Linked DNA regions of Homo sapiens: region 2 is linked to region 1. Evidence: chromatin loops called from intact Hi-C (ENCODE). Cell type or tissue: PC-9. All regions are shown on one strand. Each heading gives the region's core, and the rest is flanking DNA. Links, peaks and the distances in the headings are about the cores only.

Evidence for each region. A loop is a pair of places that touch in the nucleus more often than their neighbours do. Peaks named below come from ENCODE experiments on the same cell type or tissue, not always from the same donor. Only the 100,000 strongest peaks of a DNase experiment are listed, where the experiment ranks them.
Region 2: a loop joins it to region 1, with 14 times the contacts of the local background. A loop is called at or near these places in 12 of 110 quality-filtered maps.

What each region holds. Positions count from the first base shown.
Region 1 is chr12:62,720,782-62,730,874 of GRCh38, forward strand. The region is part of intron 5 of PPM1H (protein phosphatase, Mg2+/Mn2+ dependent 1H); the gene reads right to left. Among named protein-coding and RNA genes, the nearest start is that of MIRLET7I, 120 kb to the left of the region's middle. RefSeq lists an enhancer at 3,618-4,817. In PC-9, for the core only: no CTCF peak of the experiment used is centred there; DNase peaks (open chromatin) are centred at 4,340, 5,210 and 6,000; H3K4me3 peaks cover 590 bases; H3K27ac peaks cover 5,684 bases.
Region 2 is chr12:62,626,175-62,636,267 of GRCh38, forward strand. No RefSeq gene overlaps it. Among named protein-coding and RNA genes, the nearest start is that of MIRLET7I, 28 kb to the left of the region's middle. RefSeq lists enhancers at 2,964-3,682, 4,008-4,632. In PC-9, for the core only: no CTCF peak of the experiment used is centred there; DNase peaks (open chromatin) are centred at 5,637 and 5,897; H3K4me3 peaks cover 1,725 bases; H3K27ac peaks cover 1,662 bases.

The DNA.
Region 1 (10,093 bases), core at 640-8,639:
CTCCAGTTTGCTCTGCAGTCATTTGATCGTGTCATTCGAAGACTATTCTGGAGCAGATGGCTTCTCCCCCTCCCCCAAATCTCTGTTCACACTACAAAAGTCTTGAGCAAACAGCCACTTAGGGAATTGCTTTGAAACAACAGTCTCATTGTCACATTCAAAATTCAAATCTAGCAATCCGAGAGACGCAATGCTCACGTACTAACTTCTCTACTCAGAGGCCACATGCTGCAAGCAGGCCTGCACTAGAACTTCCCCACATGAAGCTGTCTACCTGCTTCTGAGCAGCATGGTGGAATGGATCTTCTTTCTTTTCTGGCAGGGAAAAGAGTGGGCAGAGCAAATCACAGCCTGGCAGTGTAGGAAAGCAAGGGATCTCTGCCACCAGGCAGATGGTCAGGTCCTCAGTGTATGGGTCATAGGCATCTCTTACAGCTACTTTGCTAGGACCCAATGCCGGCGGATCTCTCACTGATTCTCATGAAGGTCTGGAGGTATTAGTTAGATGGTAGTCATCCAATGCTAAGTTTTTCAGGAACCAAAGGAAGGAAGCTAAGTTGTCACCAGGCTGGTCATATTTGCCCAGATATGGAACTCTGAGCAAGTAATTCTGGGCAGGCTTGGGGACAGGACAGGATGGGATGAGACAGGGTGACTGAGGGTGAGCAGGAGAACTGTGCTTCCCATTTGCTGTAGCCTCAACAGTTTCTAGGTCTGGTGGGAATTCTGGATCACTTTGAGGGGCTCTGAAAATTCTGCTGGGAGTAAGGCTTGGGGTGCTGATGGGTATCAAGGAAGCTTAAATACGAGGTTTTACAGAGAGGTTCTCCTGGGAAGGAATGAAGGGAACTAACACTTAATAGGTCAGGTCAACAGTGGTGCTTTGGGTGAGAAGAATTTGGGTGTGAATCCAAGCTCTGCTTTCATAAGCAATGTGGTTTTAGCAGGTTATTTAATTTCTTGGGCCTCAGTTTATCTGTAAATGAGATTAATTATATATCCCACACTGCTGTTTTCATAATGTAATGTCTATTAATATACTTAGTTGTTTCTGCTTACAAAAAATTATTATAGTCACCTAGTGATTATTGAATCCTATTATATCCTGAGTACTACACTCAGTGCTTTGAGAGTTCTAATTTCACCCTCTTAACAATCTTCTGGACAACACTGGCTACATCATTTGTGGGGCCCGGTGAAAAACAGAAACAGGGAGCCTGTGTTCAAAATCAAGAATTTCAAGACAGGGACAGCAGAGCATTAAACTAAGCAGAGCACTAAACTAAGCACGGCACCCTCCGCGACCGCACAAGTCACAGGCCCATGAAGCTCGTCATGCCTACTGGGTACATACTATTTTATTCTTTTTATTTTAGTCCGCCCATGAAAACTAAGGAACAAAGGCATAAGTGGTCAACGGACAGCACCATCTGTTATAAGCCCTTTATGATCTTTCAGAACTTTCAGATTGTATCAGCATGAATACAATCCACTACCCAAGCTGGACTAACATGGGCTTAGGGGTTACCATGTGCCAGCCCCATACCAGGTACTTCATACACCTGATCTTACTCCCCAACAATTTTACAAAGCAGGAGTCGATTTGATTTACAAATGAGAACACTACATCCTGGAGAGGTTAAGACCTAGCCCGAGGTCATTCGCCCAAGACTGGGTGGATCTTGAGCCTGAGCTTAATATCATGGTTATAACCCTCATCCTAACCATATTTTGGGCCTTTAACCTACACACACATTTTTACAAAAGATAGTAAAGGGGCCATAAGAGGCCTGTGATCCTTTGCACTTAGACCAAGCAAAGTCTGAATCAGTAAACCTTGTTAAAAGAACTCACACACACAGAGCCACACACAGTATGGGCACAAAAATGTCTCTGACATTATTTATAACATTAAATAACTAGAAGAAATCATTGAATGAATAACTCATTAAATAAACTAGCATAAACCCAAACAAAAGAATTCTATGGTGTCACTTACAATGACACTACAGAGAATATGCAATGACACAGAGTTGCGTTAAGTGTAAAAAAGCAGGTCATCAAACAATATGTGTGTGTGCATGAACTTGTGAGTGCTGGGTCATATATGCACAGATCTTTATAGAAGACATACATACGTACACAGATGCTCCTCTGCTTACAGTGGGGTTACATCCCAGTAAACCCATTGTAACCTGAAAATATTGTAAGTCAAAATGCATCTCATACAACTAGCCTACTGATCAGAGCTTAGCCTGGCCTACCTTAAATGTGCTCAGAACACTTACATTAGCCTACAGTTGGGCAAAATCATCTGGCAACACAGTCCACTGTAAAGTGTAGGTTGTTTACCCTCATGATTGGGTGGCTGACTAGGAGCTGCTGGCTCACTGCCACCGTCCAGCATCACAAGAGAGTATCATACCACATATCCCTAGCCTGGAAAAAGGTCAAAATTCAAAATCAATTTGAAGTATGATTTCTACCAAATGCATATTGCTTTCACAATATCAGAAAGTTAAAAAAAAAAAAGTAGCGGTGCTTTCATTCTGCTTTGTAAAATGAAGGCTGCCCTGATTAAAAAAAAAAAGTAAGTTGGGAACCATCTGTTTACAAATGAACATGTTATGGTCTGAATGTGTCTCCTAAAATTCATGTGTTGGCAATTTAACCCCTAATGCAACAATGTTGGGAGGCAGACTTTTTGGGAGGTGTTTAGGCCATGAAGGTAGAGCCCTCGTGAATTAATGCTGCTATAGAAAAGGGCTTGTGAGAGTGAGTTCACTCTCTTGCCCTTCCACCTTCTGCCATGTGAAAACAGAGCAAGAAAGCCCTTACCAGATGCTAGTGTCTTGATCTTGGGGCTTCCCAGACCCCAGAACTGTGATAAATTTTGTTCTTTATAAATTACTCAGTTTGTAGTATTGTTATAGCAGCACCAGACAGACTAAGGCTGTGTGTGTGTGTAAATACAGATACGTGGCATGCATATATATTATTAACAAACAGGTAAGAATCCAAACGACATTCCTGAGCACATTTCTTAACAAACCCCATGTCTAAGAAGGTGATGCATGTTCAGGACACACTACCTCCAATCACAGTACCTGGGCATTTGAGGGAACAGGAGAAGCAGCCCATAGAAACTAGGAAGAATTCCCCTTACTCCTCCTCTAAAGCAAGCCATGAGACCTAGCTCACCTTCCCCAGAAAATAGATCATTAAGACCCGATTCCAGAGGGGCCCTGCACCATACCCAGAGGAAAGAAATATCACACAGGGATGCCAAGATGATGCTGAACAAACAGGCCTTGCTAAGTACCCCTACCCCTGAGTTTATTACCATTAGATCTTTTGTCCTTTGATCAAACTTCTGTATGACTGTCCCTAAAAATACAGTTTGCCCTGTTTCCTTGGGGCTTTCTGAAGACATCTATGTGACATAAGCTTATATTAAATCAATTTGTTTGCTTTTCTCTTGTTAATCTGTCTTTTGTTATAGGGGCATCAGCCATGAATGGGTAAGAAATCTCTTCTCCCACATAAGGGTAAGTGTGGAGATTTCAGGCGCTTTGCCTCCTAACAGGAGGATGAGTGGGCCCTTTGATGGTGCTTTAAACCAGGGACCCTTGGGCTCTTTTTGGCTGATATCCATTTGCCTGGGTGGCTGCGTCAGAAGATCTGTTGAGGCAGATGTCTGTGGGTTAGTTGGGAACTCCTCAACAGCTTTGATAACTGCAGGGGCCACCTACCCTCTCCCTCTGAGGATGTGCAGGTTTGAAAGGGCCTTAAATATTGTGTCACTCTGAGGCGCCTTCACACACAGAGCCTTTCATGATTTCCACAAACTGCTTGCTTTCTTCCAGGATAACAACAGGGTATGATATTTCATCAAACATATATGCCATTAGACGCACCATCATTTTATTACTTCCAGGAAGAAAAAAAGCAGCCAATTAAAATATGTATAATTCTTTCTTAACACTTCAAATTTTAATTTTATCCTTTTCATAAGAGCTGAGACTTAGACACATTTTTATTATCTATCACTATTGTATATATTTAATAAGGGATATAGAATTGAAGTAGGTTGGCTAAGGTTTCCAAAACTTTTACATTTAGAATCCAACTGCTCTCATCATTTTTCAACTCTGAATCATGTATGTTCATAATTTTCCACACAGAAGTGTTGTGTGTTTCATGAGAGCACCGGTGACGCAGCATTTTTTAATTAATCCACAACAGCACTGGAAGCCTCAAAGCTAAGGGTGCAGAAGTTCTTAAGCCAGCTTTGCAATCCTCTAGAGCCAGCTTACTTCTGACTCCCACTTCAGGAATGTGGCTAAGCAAGTCTGAGTCACACCTCCTCAAACTCCTCCGCACAATTAGTTGGATCCAGTGATGCTTAACAAGCCCTTCACTTTTCTCTGCAGGATGTTCTTCCAAGCTGCTGGACACCCATCCCACAAAAGTTTGGTGTGTTGGGACTCAGGACATTCTACCCCAAAAAATGGCACCTTGGCATTTGAGGAAACAGCAGAAACAGGAAAGTCTCTCAACTTCCCCTTGTCCCTCTCCCCTGAAGCAGGTCACAGGATCCTCATTCCAGAGGTGCCCGCCCCATATCCAGAGGAAAGAAACATCTTTAACTCTGAAGACACAGGGATACAGAAGAATCTGAACAAACAGCCTTGCTAAATTCTCCCCAGTTTATTCCCATTAGATCACACCCACTTTATCCAATTATATTTCTCCATGACTGTCCAGTCTTCCTCAAACTTAAGCATAAAAATATACAAAGTTTACCTATTTCTTTAGGTCTTCAATTTCTCATAAAGTCTCCTGTGTCATGTAAAACTTATATTAAATAGATTTGTATGCTTTTCTCTTGTTTATCTTGTCTTTTCTTATGGGGGACCTTGTGATGGGTGAGGAAATCTTTTCCGCCCCTGCAGGTGTCTGCCCTTTTGATGTTCACATATGTCCAGGAGATGACATGTCATGCCTGTCCCCTGGCTGGCAGCAAAAATCAAATATAAAATTCAGATATGTTAAAAAAAAACAAAGACGTGTCTTAGTTCTGAGGAAATACTGTCATAGTCACCCCCCCACTGATACTGATGCCACACTCTTAGATTTCTCCATCCTTCTGATTTTTCTTCCTCTGTTGCTAACTGACACAGCACAGGTGGCATGATTCATTTTCTGTCATAATCATGCTTACCATAGAAATTATAAGTACTCCTTGTGTACCTGTGATATATTTTTACCACTCTCTCTTTTTTAAAAAATCACCACCCACCTCCTTGCCACCACATTCAATACTTACTGCTGTTGCATATGTCAAACCCTATGGAGTTAATGGCATTAAAGGAACTCTTCTCAAGAACTTGGTACAAACAGAGCAAACATATGGTTGCTTAATGAAAAATGAGATGCTAAAATACATGGCTGCACACAATTTGTAAAAACCTGTTGGTTTTCAGAGGAAAACACTTACGGTTATTAGTCTATCTTTTTGTGCAATCATAAAAGTTTATATAGTCTTATATGCACACATGTTTACACATGTACAGTCATCAAAATATTTAAAAAAGTTATCTGAGGGTTTTCTTTTTAATGTATCCATAATTGTGGATATTTTGACCATTGGACACAGATTACTTTCATTTGAAAAAAAAAACCCTCTAAAAATTAGTTTTTTGAGAACCCAGTGTTTAAAGCAAGTTTTAAAAGACTGCTGAGAAGAGCGTTACTGCTTCTTGTTCTAATAATTTTAGGGAAAGCCAAAATCCTGGAGAAGAGGCAAGCAGAGCAGGGGCCTGGCTCCAATGCGGGGATGTGGAAGCCGCAGATTCCCATCAGGCCAGCGCAGAGATGTTTTGTCCGCAAACGCAGAGTGGCCAAACAACTTGGTGATTTGGAAACTTCTTAGGGCCTGCCCAGAATTCAGGTGACCATGACTGGCTAGAATTACTTCATTTGTACTGGTCTGTGCCTCTGGAAGCATTGCTCAAGTCAGCATTCTGGAGTCCTGAGTCTTCAAAATGATTTTACTTTGGATTTACCATAAGCAATAAGCCCAAAGTCTGTAAAGTGTTGGGGCAGGAATTTGCTAGTTTGCTAATAATTTACTGACTTTTTTTTTTTGAGACAGAGTTTCACTCTTGTCACCCAGGCTGTAATGCAATGGCTTGATCTTGGCTCACTGCAACCTCCGCCTCCTGGGTTCAAGCAATTCTCCTGCCTCAGCCTCCTGAGTAGCTAGGATTACAGGCGCCCGCTACCATGCCCAGCAAATTTTTGTATTTTTAGTAGAGACAGGGTTTCACCAGGCTGGTCTAGAACTCCTAATCTCAGGTGATTCACCTGCCTCAGCCTCCCAAAGTGCTGGGATTACAGCCATGAGCCACCATGCCCGGCCATGTGTCCATCATTTTTAAAACCTTAACTCCACTCCAGTGCCCAGCATAGCACCCAACATAGTAAAGGTGCTGAGTAAGTATTTGCTAAAAGAATGAATACAGGACATTCTGACCTGCTCTACACAATCACAACATAGTGATTATTTAAACTATAAGATAACACAGCCTTCAATCTTTTGAAAAAGTTAAAAGTAAGGCCCATATTGTATAAAAACCATCTTGGACCCACGTAGTTTGGATTTAGTTAACTTCTTATAAATTGATAGATGTCTTCCCATAAAAACACATGTGCATGGCTGCATGTGGTTTTTAAAACCCCATGATGTTATTTTACAATCCTAAGAATACCTAAATAATAATGCTTTGTCTCTTCACTTAATAAGCCTGCAGATGAGAAACCTATAAATTAGCAGTTGATATTAAAATGCAAATATTATTATTATTATTATTATTATTATTATTATTATTATTTGAGGTGGATTCTCACTCTGTTGCCCAGGCCGGAATGCAGTGATGCAATCTTGGCTCACTGCAATGTCTGCCTCCCAGGTTCAAGTGATTCTCCCACCTCAGCCTCCTGAGTAGCTGGGACTACATGCGTGCGCCACCATGCCCGGCTAATTTTGGTATTTTTAGTAGAGACGGGGTTTCACCATGTTGGCCAGGCTGGTCTTGACCTCCAGACCTCAGGTGATCCATTCCCCTCAGCCTCCCAAAGTGCTGGGATTACAGGCATGAGCCACCACGCCCAGCCTTAAAATGCAATTTAAAGTGTACCAGCCCACCCTCCGATTAAAAAAAAAGGATCTCTTCTTGTACCTCCATTTTAATCCTAAATTTTGAGGTTTTCCTTCAAGGAAACATAACAGAATGCTACTAAATGAGGGGAGAGGGCGGAGGTATACCCCAAGTTCATGTGTGTGCCACAAATATCACCTGGGGGAAAAAGCTTGATAACCTCTGCCCTAGCAAGACCAAATGCAAGTAACCAAGACTCTTAGGGACTCTAAAGAGCACAGATTTGTTAAAGAGAATACGACATATCCTCATCACTTAGTGATCTGAGCAGCTAAAAAAAGGAAACTTACAAACATGGTTATATCTGGCCAGGAACAAGGACACCTCTCAGGAAAGGATGCTGGAACAACTGACTGTGTCAGGGCAGGACACCAGAGTTTGAGTAGGGGAATTGGATGTCTTTCTATGGCCACTCTCCTCTCTAGTCCTGAGCAGAAACTGGTTTCAAAGGAAGAGAAGGGAGATGAGCATTGCACTGTGGAAAAATACAACAACTCCATCCCAAAGAAAGTCTCTGAGTACCCTGAAGAATGGAGACATAACAGGAGGGAACAAGCCTGAAGAAGAGGCACCTTCCAGAACCTTCCAGTAAGCCTCTCACTAGGCAAGAGGGAGGCCAGAAGTCTAGAGTAGGTGAGCAACCTGCACCCAAGGCTGTCTCACTCTAGATCACATGGCCCTGAGCTCCACCTTCCTGGGCTCAGGGAGAGTTTCGAGCACCTCAGCAGGGCAAGGAAAAAAGGGTAGCCGGAAGCAGGGAACTCAGACCCCAGGGAGGGAAGCTAGCCCTGGTTATGGGAGAAGTCTAAGGTGACCAGGGCTCCAGCGGAGGGCTGAGCACCAGCCTGCCAGTGGACACAAAGATGGGGCTTTGAGGTTACTCAAAATTGCTTGCTAGGGAATACAAAATGCTTCCTCATTTTCTTCCTCCTTTTGATAATTTTTTTTTCCTGTTGCTTTGTGGTCAGCTGGCCAGTGAGTAGTGTCAGCCAAGAAGGAGACTGTCCCAGGGCTTGGGGTATCCAGACAAAGGAATTCATGCAACTAACATTTGAGCCCTTACATATGCTAAGTACCAGGGACTAGGGGTTTGGGGCTCAAAGAACACAAAAAGAGGACCCTCTGCTCAGAGCTGACCCACACAAGTGAAGGAGGCTGAGGGCGGCTTACGGGCAGAAATGGAGCCATTCACAGGGACCAAGGAACAGAGTGGGTCACACACTGAAGAGGATCAGAGAGAATCTGCAAAGGAGCTTAAGAGTTGGTCAGGCAAGAGCTCTAGGGCAAGTGTGGCCACAGCAAAGGCAGGGAAGTGGGAGAGAGCATGGCATTTGGAGGTAATCCTAGGAGAGAAGAGAGTGGGGCAGAGAGGAGGCAGGAGTGCAGACATTGGCACCAAAGATGGCCCCTCCTGCAAAGGGTAATGTGCAGTTAAAGAAAGGATACATGGAGTTAAATAAAGTGAAACTACTTAAACTTTTCAGTGAATTATATGTGGTAAAGTGCTCTTCTCATACGCATACAAGCTGATGAAGTTTCACAAATTGAACACACCTGTGTAGCTGGCCTCCCGATCAAGAAAGAACATTACCAGCATCCTGGGACCAGCACCCCATCATCAGCACCCCATCCAATCACTGTCACTGCCCCAAAGGGGCACTATTCCAACTTCAAGACTGGCCTTGCCTGTTTCTGTGCTTCATCTGAAATCCTACAGGATGCCCTCTTTGCTGGGTATTAAGTCTGCGAAATTCATCCATGTTGTGTGTAACTGCGACTTGCTCATTCTCCGTGCTGTATGTTAATTCCATCCTGTGATTATTTCATTATTTATTTACCCATTCTACTTTCCAGGGGCATTCAGATAAGCCATCATATCCCCTGTGACCTGCACGTACACATCCAGATGGCCGGTTCCTGCCTTAACTGATGACATTTCACCACAAAAGAAGTGAAAATGGCCTGTTCCTGCCTTAACTGATGACATGGTCTTGTGAAATTCCTTCTCCTGGCTCATCCTGGCTCAAAAGCTCCCCTACTGAGCACCCTGTGACCCCCACTCTGCCCGCCAGAGAACAACCCCCCTTTGACTGTAATTTTCCTTTACCTACCCGAATCCTATAAAACGGCCCCACCCCTATCTCCCTTTGCTGACTCTCTTTTCGGACTCAGCCCACCTGCATCCAGGTGAAATAAACAGCTTTATTGCTCACACAAAGCCTGTTTGGTGGTCTCTTCACATGGAGGCACATGGAAGTTTCCCGTTTAAGCTGTTACAAACAGTGCTGCTATGCACGCTCTGGTCTTTGGGTAAACATTCATACGCATTTCTGTTAGGTACACACTTAGGAGTAACACTGCTGGACCACAGCACTTTCAACTTCAGGGAGACTGCCAAACTCTTTTTCAAAGGAGTTGTTCCAATTTCCACCCTCATCAGCAGAATGTGGAAAATAAGAATACTCATGTGTTAAATAAGATAAATGAGATGGCAGATTCCACGACAGAAAATCTTTTGTAAAGTTCTCTGACTAAAACTAGAATCCTCTACCTAAAACTTATACATTAATTAATTTTTTAAATGTTCAGACCTCACAGCATTTGAGAGAAAGTAATCAAAATACGAATTTTCCGTGTACAATACAAAACTTTTTTTTTTTAATTGAGTAATCTCTCCTTTTTCTTGCCCTTAGAAGGGGAAAATCTCCTCAGATTATATGAGAAGAGGATTGGAAGCCTTGCAATTCAAGATGATTTATCAAGATAGAAAGTCTAAGGTCAAGAATGAAATGAAATTAATAATGTCAGCCAAACCACTGGTGATCACTAACAGTCACGCTAACAGTCAAATGAGACAGCTTTTCCAGAGC
Region 2 (10,093 bases), core at 1,012-9,011, 94 kb before region 1:
GGGTAGTCATCTCATTCACATGGTAGCTGGCAAGATTCAGTTTATCATGGGCAGCTGGTCAATTCCTTGTCACCTGGGCCTCTTTGTTGAGCATCTCACAACATGGCAGCTGGTTTTTAATCAGATCAAGCAAGCAGGAGGACGAAAGAAAATGTGAGCAAGAGAGAGTGCTGGCAAGATGGAAGTGAAGGTCTGTTGTGTTTTAATCTTAGCAGTAATTGCCCATCACTATTTGAATATTCTGTTTCTTAGAAGCAAGTCACAGCCGGGCACGGTGGCTCACACCTGTAATCCCAGCACTTTGGGAGGCCAAGGCAGGCAGATGGCCTGAGGTCGGGAGTTTGAGACCAGCTTGGAGAAACCCCATCTCTACTAAAAATACAAAATTAGCTAGGTGTGGCGGCACGTGCCTCTAATCCCAGCTACTTGGGAGGCTGAGGCAGGAGAATCGCTTGAACCGGGAGGTGGAGGTTGTGGTGAGCCGAGATTGCGCCACTGCATTCCAGCCTGGGCAAAAAGAGTGAAACTGCGTCTCAAAAAAAAAAAAAAAAAGGAAGTCACTAGGTCCAGTCCATAGGCAAAAGAAAGGGATTTACACAAAGAAGTGAATACAAGAAGGCAGGATCACAGGGAGCCGCATCGGAAGCTGCCTCCCACAAAAGGCTTTCTATCGTGGGGTTCGTTTTCATCTAGACAATCCCCCAAATCCCCCAAATTCTGAGGTCATGAAGTAAGTTAGTTACATGGCAAGGAAATGCTGAACCTCCTTTTTTATGTGGGCTATGCTTGAGGGTTCTATTTTCTCAAATATGCATTCTTTCATTAAACAATAGTTATTAAACATGCATCTACTTGTACCAGATAATGTGCTAGGAGCAGGGGCTACTAAGATGATTGTAGGTTTGTTTCTGCCCTCGTGGGTTGGAGGAAGGTGGCGGAGGTAATATTTACATACATAGAAATGAGACATACCCCACACTATCTCTGCGAAACCTGCCTACTGAATAAGATAGTCTTAATCTTTCAGTTTTACCTTTTCACATGTGGATCAAATGTCATTATCAAGAACTTAACTTTAGGAACCCTTTAATTAGAATGTGTGATATGGTTTGGCTGTGTCCCCACCCAAAATCTCATCTTGAATTGTAATCCCCATAATCCCTGTGTGTCAAGGGAGCGAACAGGTGGAGGCAATTGAATCATGGGAGCAGTTTCCTCCATGCCGTTCTTGTGACAGTGGATGAGTTCTCACAAGAGCTGATGGTTTTATGTGTTTGGTAATTCCTCCTGCATTCATTCTCCTTCCTGCTGCCTTGTGAAGAAGGTGCATTGCTTCCCCTTTGCTTTCTGCCATGGTTAAGTTTCCTGAGGCCTCCCCAGCCATGCTGAACTGTGAGTCAATTAAACCTCTTTCCTTTATAAATTACCCAGTCTTGGGCAGTTCTATATAGCAGTATAAAAACGGACTAATACAATGTGTTTTCATTAAAGATCACTGGTAGCCCATTAAAATAGTTTATTTGCAAGTGTTCACATTCACCATAGAATAGAAAATATAGATAAGTAAAAAGAAGGAATTAAAATCATGAATAATCCCACTACCCATAGATAATAACAGATAACAGCTAATATCATTTCAATGTATTCCAAACTTTTTCAATGCCTGGGTGTTATTTTCCCCCTTCCATACCTGTCTGAAGCTCTTAATAGCATATTGTGAACACTGAGTCACTCATTTCCTGGAGGTCAACATCATTTGTGAGAAAGATAGTGGTGAGATGATTAGTAGTGTTTGCCCTTGGAGTGAGCCTAGCTACTTTTATTTTTTTAATTTTTAATTTTAATTTTAATTTTTGTAGAGATGAGGGTCTTTCTTTATTTCTTAGGTAGGTCTTGAACTCCTGGCCTTAGGCAGTCCTCCCACATTAGCCTCCCAAAGCACTGGGATTACAGGAATGAGCCACCACACCTGGTCTAGCTCCTTTTTTCACTCTTGTCCATGTCCATTTTTTCCTTTTTTTTTTTTTTTTTTGAGCAGAGTTTTGCTCTGTCACCCAGGCTGGAGGGCAATGGCATGATCTCAGCTCACTTGCAACCTCTGCCTCCCTGGGTTCAAGTGATTCTCCTGCCTCAGCCTCTCCAGTAGCTGGGATTACAGGCACGCACCACCACACCTGGCTAATTTTTGTATTTTTAGTAGAGATGGGGTTTTACCATGTTGGTTGGCCAGGCTGGTCTTGAACTCCTGACCTCAGGCAATCTGCCCACCTTGGCCTCCCAAAGTGCTAGGATTACAGGTGTGGGCCACCGTGCCTGGCCGATTTTTTCCATTTTGTTCATTCTTTCTTTCAGCCCACAGACTCTTCCTTCTTGCCTCTCCTCTCCACCTGTCCTACTTTTCCTCCCATTTAAGCCTTTTTTTTTCTACCTATGGCCAACCTTTCACTCCTTCTGTTAACCAGCTCTCTCCTTCATCCTTCATGACCCAGTGCAGTCATAAGCGTTTGTGGGAGACATTCCTTGATCCTTGCAGACTCTTAAACACTTTGAGAGTCTGATTTTCCTCTGATTTTCCACAGCATTCTCTTCTTACCTCTATTATTGTACTATCTCATGTGAGCATTACAAATTTAGGTGTCTGCTTCCCTAGAGTAGATTCATTTTATTCATCTCCATAACCCTTGAAATATATGGAAGAGCTTCTGTAACGTTTGCAAAATGAATGAATAAAAACACCCATCCTGTCGGAGTTACCTAGAACTGCTATTTATGAGCACATCTGGAATCCCTTGGCAAGCCCCTGGGCTATCCAGGCTTCTGCCCTTCATACACAAGTACTGTGAGTCCTCCAAGAAAACCTCCTCAAAGGCTCAATTCCAAATCGCACAGAGAGGTATTGAATAACACAGCCAAAAAGGGAAGAAGTACTTTCGGGTAAGATAGGCAGTATATGAGAATAGAGGTCTTGGAAATGCTGTTTATGATGGCCTAGAATCCACGACTAAAGAATGTGCATTTTCGAAGACAAAATTAGTAGCATTACATCTTTATAGAGAAAAGTAGGGCTGCTAGAAACACATCCACATAGCCATGAGGTTGACTGAAGCAAGACAAAAGAGGTGTTTTTCTTTCTTTCTTTCTTTTCTTTCTTTCTTTCTTTCTTTCTTTCTTTCTTTCTTTCTTTCTTTCTTTCTTTCTTTCTTTTCTTTTCTTTTCTTTTCTTTTCTTTTTTTGACTGAGGGCAACAGTCAGTTCTCCAGTCATAATTCTGATGCTCGACAATGATTTGAACAATGAGGGAGGAGGAGGAGGCTAAAGAAGAAAGAGAAGCACCCACTGGGTGGCCTGGGAGGGAGCTACCCAGTGAGCAAATGAATGCAAATGAACTGAGCTGATTTTTGTTGTGATGACAGATGACTTTCCCGCAGGGTCCCAAGAGCAGCCCAGCAGGACAAAGCAGAGGGGCAAAACCGGACCATTGTGCCGGATCTAGGGAATGTTGCTGGTGACTGCTAGCTTGTCTGTCCTTAGAGGAAAACCACCAGAGTTCAAGTTGTGGAGAGCTGAGGAGACTGCATGCAGTATTCTGATTTGTTTCTGTGCCATGTGTCATATTAATGAAGTAGGATTACTTTAAGCTAAAACAATTATACTAGGATTTCAGTGTTTAGTGTTTTTTTATTATTTTGGCTTGTCCTGTTATCATTATGGCTAGCTGTGCTTAAAGAAACATCTAGAGTTTCGCATTATTTTTTCTTAGAAAATGAGAGGAGACACCTGACTTGATCTTTATTAGGGAGTGAAATTTCTGGTCCCTGATAAACATGTAGTTTCACAAAGAGGTGAGACACATCTTGAAGTTATACTTTGAGGATCCTCATTTGGCATTACACAGGGTTGGGCAGTGTGGGTCATCTCCATCTTGTCTCCTCTCCTTTATGCCCTGTGTTCCACCATAGCAAGCATGACCTTTGCCTTTTCTCCTTGGCCAACTCTTACTCATCCTTCACCCAGTACAGCACCCAGCATGTATGGAAAACCTTCTTTGACCATTACAGATTCTGAAATGCTCTGTCCCCTGATTTTCCACAGCACTCTCTTCTTACCTCTATTACTATACTTCACATGAGTGTTACACATTTAGGGAACTGGACAAAGGACCTCTGTGTTGTATGCACATGCTGTGGCTTGTGGCCCAAACAACCCCCAAATCCGTTTTTGTTGTCCTGGGAGGTAATCCTTACCTTCCACTCCACTTTGCTCTTTAATGAGACTAAATGGGCCACCTTTGTTTCTTCTCAAGCAGCATTTGATGAGACTAGTCAGCGATGACAGGCAGCTTTCATCCCCCACTGAGCCAATTCCACCCGGCAGGATTGCACTTGCCCACCTTGATAGGTGGCAAGACAATTACTGATGGCTTTCTAGACCTGCTTCAAAGCTTCCTGTAACCTGGCAGCGAATGAAATGCACAACCTTCCAACTCAATGACATTTAAGGCAACCACTCATCGGTTCAGGCAGCAAAATAAATTGGTACTCAGCTGCTCCCAGTCTATTTTTCTGGTTAGAACTATAAAGAAAAGAAATGATTGTGCCACTGCATGTGTGACAACAACCTGCCCCCTCCCTCAAGCAATCACATTCTCTTGCTCTCTCTGGCTTTGTTCTGGTCCACCTGAAGAACAGAGTGTTAAGGATTATATTTGGAGGTTGCCTAGTGCTATATGTCTACATCTGAGTCCTACACATACAGATAAATATGATGAATGGATATACATTTAAATTACATATCCACCCCTACTGAATTTGTCATTCATTCGTATGAAAATATTTTCCATTAAATATGATAACTCCCTAAAATTCTTATTTAGTCCTTTATTCATGGGACTAAAGTTGCATCACTCAATGGTGACATTTAAAGGACAGTTAATACTGTAACACAGAATAATGACCTTGTGAAGTGTGGTGTATTTGGTGTGCTTATCCAATAATTTATAGATTCCATAAATATTAGTTATGATGTATGAAGAGAACTCAAAAGGCAAGAAATATTTTTCCCAAGGATTGTGAAATGTATCATTTTAAAAAGCATGTTCCAATACTTACTTGCTTCCTGATTTCCCCAAATTTCTTCCCTTCTAAGCCATAAGTGTTGTGTTTCTCCCCCAGTAGTCAAACATTAACAATAAAAACAAGAAAACACTCTTCCTCCCTTCCACCCACCAAACACTGATGTCTTTGGTCTGTACAAACACGAAGAAGAAAAAAAGGAATCAGTCAAACCAAATGATCTTCACTCTCTTTCAGACTAAATCTGCTTTAATCAGTGTGCTAGCACCTTCTGTCAAACTCCCCGACTGCTTAAAGCAATACATTATTCCTTCAGTTTCGGCAAAAGTTAAACCTTTGCCAGCCCCAAAACTGACTCTACGTGGAGGCTGTTGCCAAGTTGATTTTTCTGGCTCAGCCGGGAGGCTGCTCCCTGGCTCTGTTCTAAATTAATAAGGCCAATCAGAAATGCACAAAGCCTGGACGGCCAATCATTCTTCTCGAGGCTTTTGCCATCTCCTCCGCGGTCAGATAAATCATGTTAAAGCCATTCCACCGATGACCATAAATTAGGGGGCCTGGCCGCCGTCCCTCCCAAGGACACCGCAGACTGAGATTATTCTGTCGGCCGCACTCGGCCCCCAAGGAGTAGCACTGCGAGGGTGGAGGGTCCTCCAGCGCGGGGGCGGGGGTGTAGGCCCCGAGTGATTTCCTGCCACAGTGCCGGAGCGGGACTGGCGCTGCCTCCCGGGTCCAGGTTCCAGCCGCTCCCAGCTGTTGGCGGCGCTGCTGAGATGATGGCCTGGATCCCCCAGGTTCCGGGACTCCCCAGGTGGCTCCCCGAGGCTATTTACAGCTGAGGTTCGGCCGGTGATTGCTGGGACGGAAAACTCATTTCTCAGCCTGGCTTTTATTTACACTCTTATTAAGGAGGCTTTCATTCGTGTTGGAATGGCAGCGAGAGGCTGCGGGCCAGGCGGCCGAATGGGTCGTGCCCGAGCGACAGCGGCCGCCTGCGCCGCGACCTTGAGGGCAGAGGAGCGTGGGCGGCGTGCGGGGACAAAGGCGCGCGGGGAGCCTGGGTCACGGCTCTGCAGCAGACACGGGACCTCCACGTTTCTACCACCCCGGAAAGTTGAGCGCCTTGGGGGCTGCATTTCTCCCTTTATTGGTAGCTGGTTCGGCTCGCCCCTTTGCCCGACCACACGCTCTTTGTAAATACAGAATAGGACAAAACGGAAAGAGTGATGTGCTGTCCCCTCCGTCTAAAACCCTAAGTAAATACCCAGTCCTCCCCCAGACTCTTCTCCACCTGTGGTTCAGGTGTCTGGGAAGAAGGCCCTGCACGCCCGTCCGCGCCTCCCCTGCCCGGGGGAGCCCCGGGTAGGCAGTGGCCAAAGACTCTGTAGAACAACTCCCGGGAGGGCAGGCTCGCGGCTGCTCCTCCCGTTGGCAGCGCCTCAAACCCTGGCAGGCCCGCGTGTGTGCATGTGAGCCTGCATGTCCTGAGAATCCCCCTGCAGCCTCGCACATCTGGGTCCCCTAGCCATGCATATTCATGCCCCAGAGCAGTAAACCCAGGTCAGCTGCTCGGAGACAGTGAATCGAGTTCTTGAAAACTGACCAAGCCCGTGACTTCAATAAAATGAAGACAGAGCTGTCTTTTCTCCAACTCCTGAGCAAAGCTCATAACACTTGAGGCATTTTTGTTTTTTTCTGAAAGGGACAAAAGAAACGGGGGAAGTCAGCTGTAGGAGTGGTGTGGAGAGTGTGTCTACAGTTCTTCCATTGCTGTAGAAATCGTGATTTGTTTCTTGTATCCTACCTACTCCCTTTGTTAGTTTCCTCAGCCTCAGGAGAAGTGGGTATCATTTGCAATATTCTTTCTTTTGCATGTGGTCCCTGTTGGTGTAACATGCTCTTCCATTTTACCCTTATCATCCTCCTATTTGGTGATGTTCCTCCCCTCCCCTCTCCTCCCCAGAAAAAAGCAGTTTCCACATGTGCCCTCCTAACCCTCCTTTCTGTAACTTCCATAAAAAATGCCCCTTTTCCGGGCGCGGTGGCTCACACCTGTAATCCCAACACTTTGGGAGACCGAGGGGTGCGGATCACTTGAGGCCAGGAGTTCGAGACCAACCTGAGCAACATGGTGAAACCCTGCTTCTACTAAAAAACAAAAACAAAAAAACCAAAAATTAGCCGGGCGTCGTGGTGCGTACCTGTAATTCCAGTCGCTCTAGAGGCTGAGGCATGAGAATTGCTTGAACCTGGGAGGCAGATGTTGCAGTGAGCCGAGATCGCGCCACTGCACTCCAGCCTAGGCGACAGAGCAAGACTCTGTCTAAAAAAACAAACAAAAAACAAACAAAACTGTTTTCCCTTCCCTGGTGGCTCAGGGGCACAGTCACTCTCTTGCACAGCCTGATGGCAGGAGATGGGGTGAGGGTGGCTGGGCTGGGGTGGCCCTGGGAAGACGATATCAGAACAATAATACTTGACTGCCCTACCAACCTAACCGCCTCATAGCCCCTCAGGACTCCAGTCCAGTGAGGGACACTGTTTAGGGCTGAAATGTGTTCAAAATTTATATGAGAGTCAAAACTGCGAGTATCTCAGAATGTGACTGTATCTGAAGATAGGGCCTTTATAAAGAGGTAATTAAGGTCAAATGAGGTCACATGGGTGGGCCTTAATCCAATCTGGTTAGTGTCCTTTGAAGAAAAGGAAATTCAGACACACAGAGGATTTGTTTACACGGAGAAATGACATGACGAGAGGGAGGCGATCTGCAAGCCAACCAAAGAAGCCTCAGGAGAAACTGAACCTGCTGGCACCTTAGCCACCCAGTCCGTGATATTTTATTATGGCACACGAATACAGGTACTAAGGAGGTCTGTCCAGAAGTCAGTCCTGAAGTCCTCCCTCCTCCTCCGTGACCTGGGAACTCTCCCTCAGGATGGTACTGGCCTGGCACAACTTTTCTTTTTGTTATATTCCAGGTGTTCTTGTTCTTTGAGACAGGAACCTATACCCAGTGAAATTTCCCTGTTGCTGAGTCTTTATTTCTACCCCTCTTGTTTGATTTTTCAGTTTTGTCCTGTGTAAGATTCCCAGATAAAATAGAAGACACCCATTTAAATTTGAATGTCAGATGATAGTAGTTTTTTAGTATGAGTACAACCCAAATATTGCAAGGGACATACTTAATTTAAAAAATTCTTTATCTGAAATTCAAATCCAAGTAGATGTCCTGTATCTTTTGTCTGATAAGTCTGCAAACGTTACTTTAGAGGTGTGTCCTTAGTATCTTTACACAGTGTTTCTCACCTTAGAATCAGCTAGAAAACTTTTTTTTTTTGAGATGGAGTTTCGCTCTTGTTGCCCAGGCTGGAGTGTAGTGGTGTGATCTCGGCTCACCGCAACCTCCACTTCCTGGGTTCAATCGATTCTCCTGCTTCAGCCTCCCAAGTAGCTGCAATTACAGGCACGTGCCACCACACCTGGCTAATTTTGTATTTTTAGTAGAGACGGGTTTCTCCATGTTGGTCAGGCTGGTCTTGAAATCCTGACCTCAGGTGATCCGCCCGCCTCGGCCTCCCAAAGTGCTGGGATTACAGGCGTGAGCCACCGTGCCTGGCCAAAACATTCAAAAGATACTGATGATTGGGTCCCTCCCTGGGGGATTCTGATTTAATTGGTCTGAGGTCTGACCTGGTAGACAGGGTTTTTTTAATGCTCCCAGGTGATGTTAACATGCAGCCAAGCTACAGAAGCACTGCAGGAAGGGACAGGTATTAACTAAATGTTCACAGCTATTTCATTGTTGTATTTAAGCTCCCTTAAGCTTAAATTCTTTGGGTTTCTTGTTCCTTTGTTCTGCTAAAAATGTCATCTTATTACTCCTCTTATTGCTGAGCCCAGAGGCAAAGGTCAAACAGATCATCGAAAAATGCCCTGTTAGTATGTGAAATGGTCATCTTATTTCAGGTCAACTGAGCCCATAGAGAGAGATGTCAAGAGCTGTAATATTGATACCACCACAGCAAATGACTTTCCATCCAGACACATTCGGTTTTATAACAAATAGTGCAACTGGGCACCCTGGTAAAAGATTTACCTTTTACCATTACTTTTATTACAGACCACTGCTCAAGAATGTAGGATCTGTTTTAAGCATACTTCTAGTTCAAGAGGATTTGAACATAATTTCGTTCAGTTCTTCCAGACCCTGACTATCTGTCCTTTTTGACTATTAGTTGGCATTTATAGAGAGCCAAATCTTACTTGCTCCTCACTATTTACTGAAAAGTTGGAAGATTCAGGTACTATGGTTAAAACCCGTGGGGTAACACACCATTCATTCTGCTTGTGTAAGGGCCTTATAATGGGGTCTGGTACTCAATGTCACCATGAAGACAAGCCTTGACAACATACACCTTCATAGTGCATGCTAAGGAGCTGTTGGCAGAGCTACAGCTGAGCAAGAGTCAAAACTAGATGAGAGGAAAATAAGATGCCTGTGACAAAAACACATTTTATAGAAAATGGTGCTGGTGGGTCAGCAGATGACATTGATTAGTTAGTATGTCTCAGTGCAAAGTTCAGGGATGGGGATTCAATGTGAAAGGGCTTTGTTAAAAATGCCATCCAAATAAGGGTGTACACAATGGAGGTTTTGTGACTAGCCCTTATTATCTAATGAGAAGTTACAGAAAACTGGAGTGGTAATTGGCAGTTGGGTGTCGACTACATATAAGCTTTAGATTTGAAATATTGGCTTTGGTGCTACTTGGCACTGTGTCCATGGGAAACTACTTTACCTACCTGAACTTTTATTTTTTCATGTGGAAAAGGGCTTTCAGAATGGCAGAATAAAAACCTCTGAAAATCTACTCCTCCATACAAAGAAAATTCTGGCAAAAATTGCCAGAACCAACTTTTTCAGAACTCTGGAAATTAACCAAAGGACTGCAACAATCTGAGGAATGTGTATTCAAGAAAAATGGCTGAACCTCAGTAAAAATAGGGAGCTTTGTGAC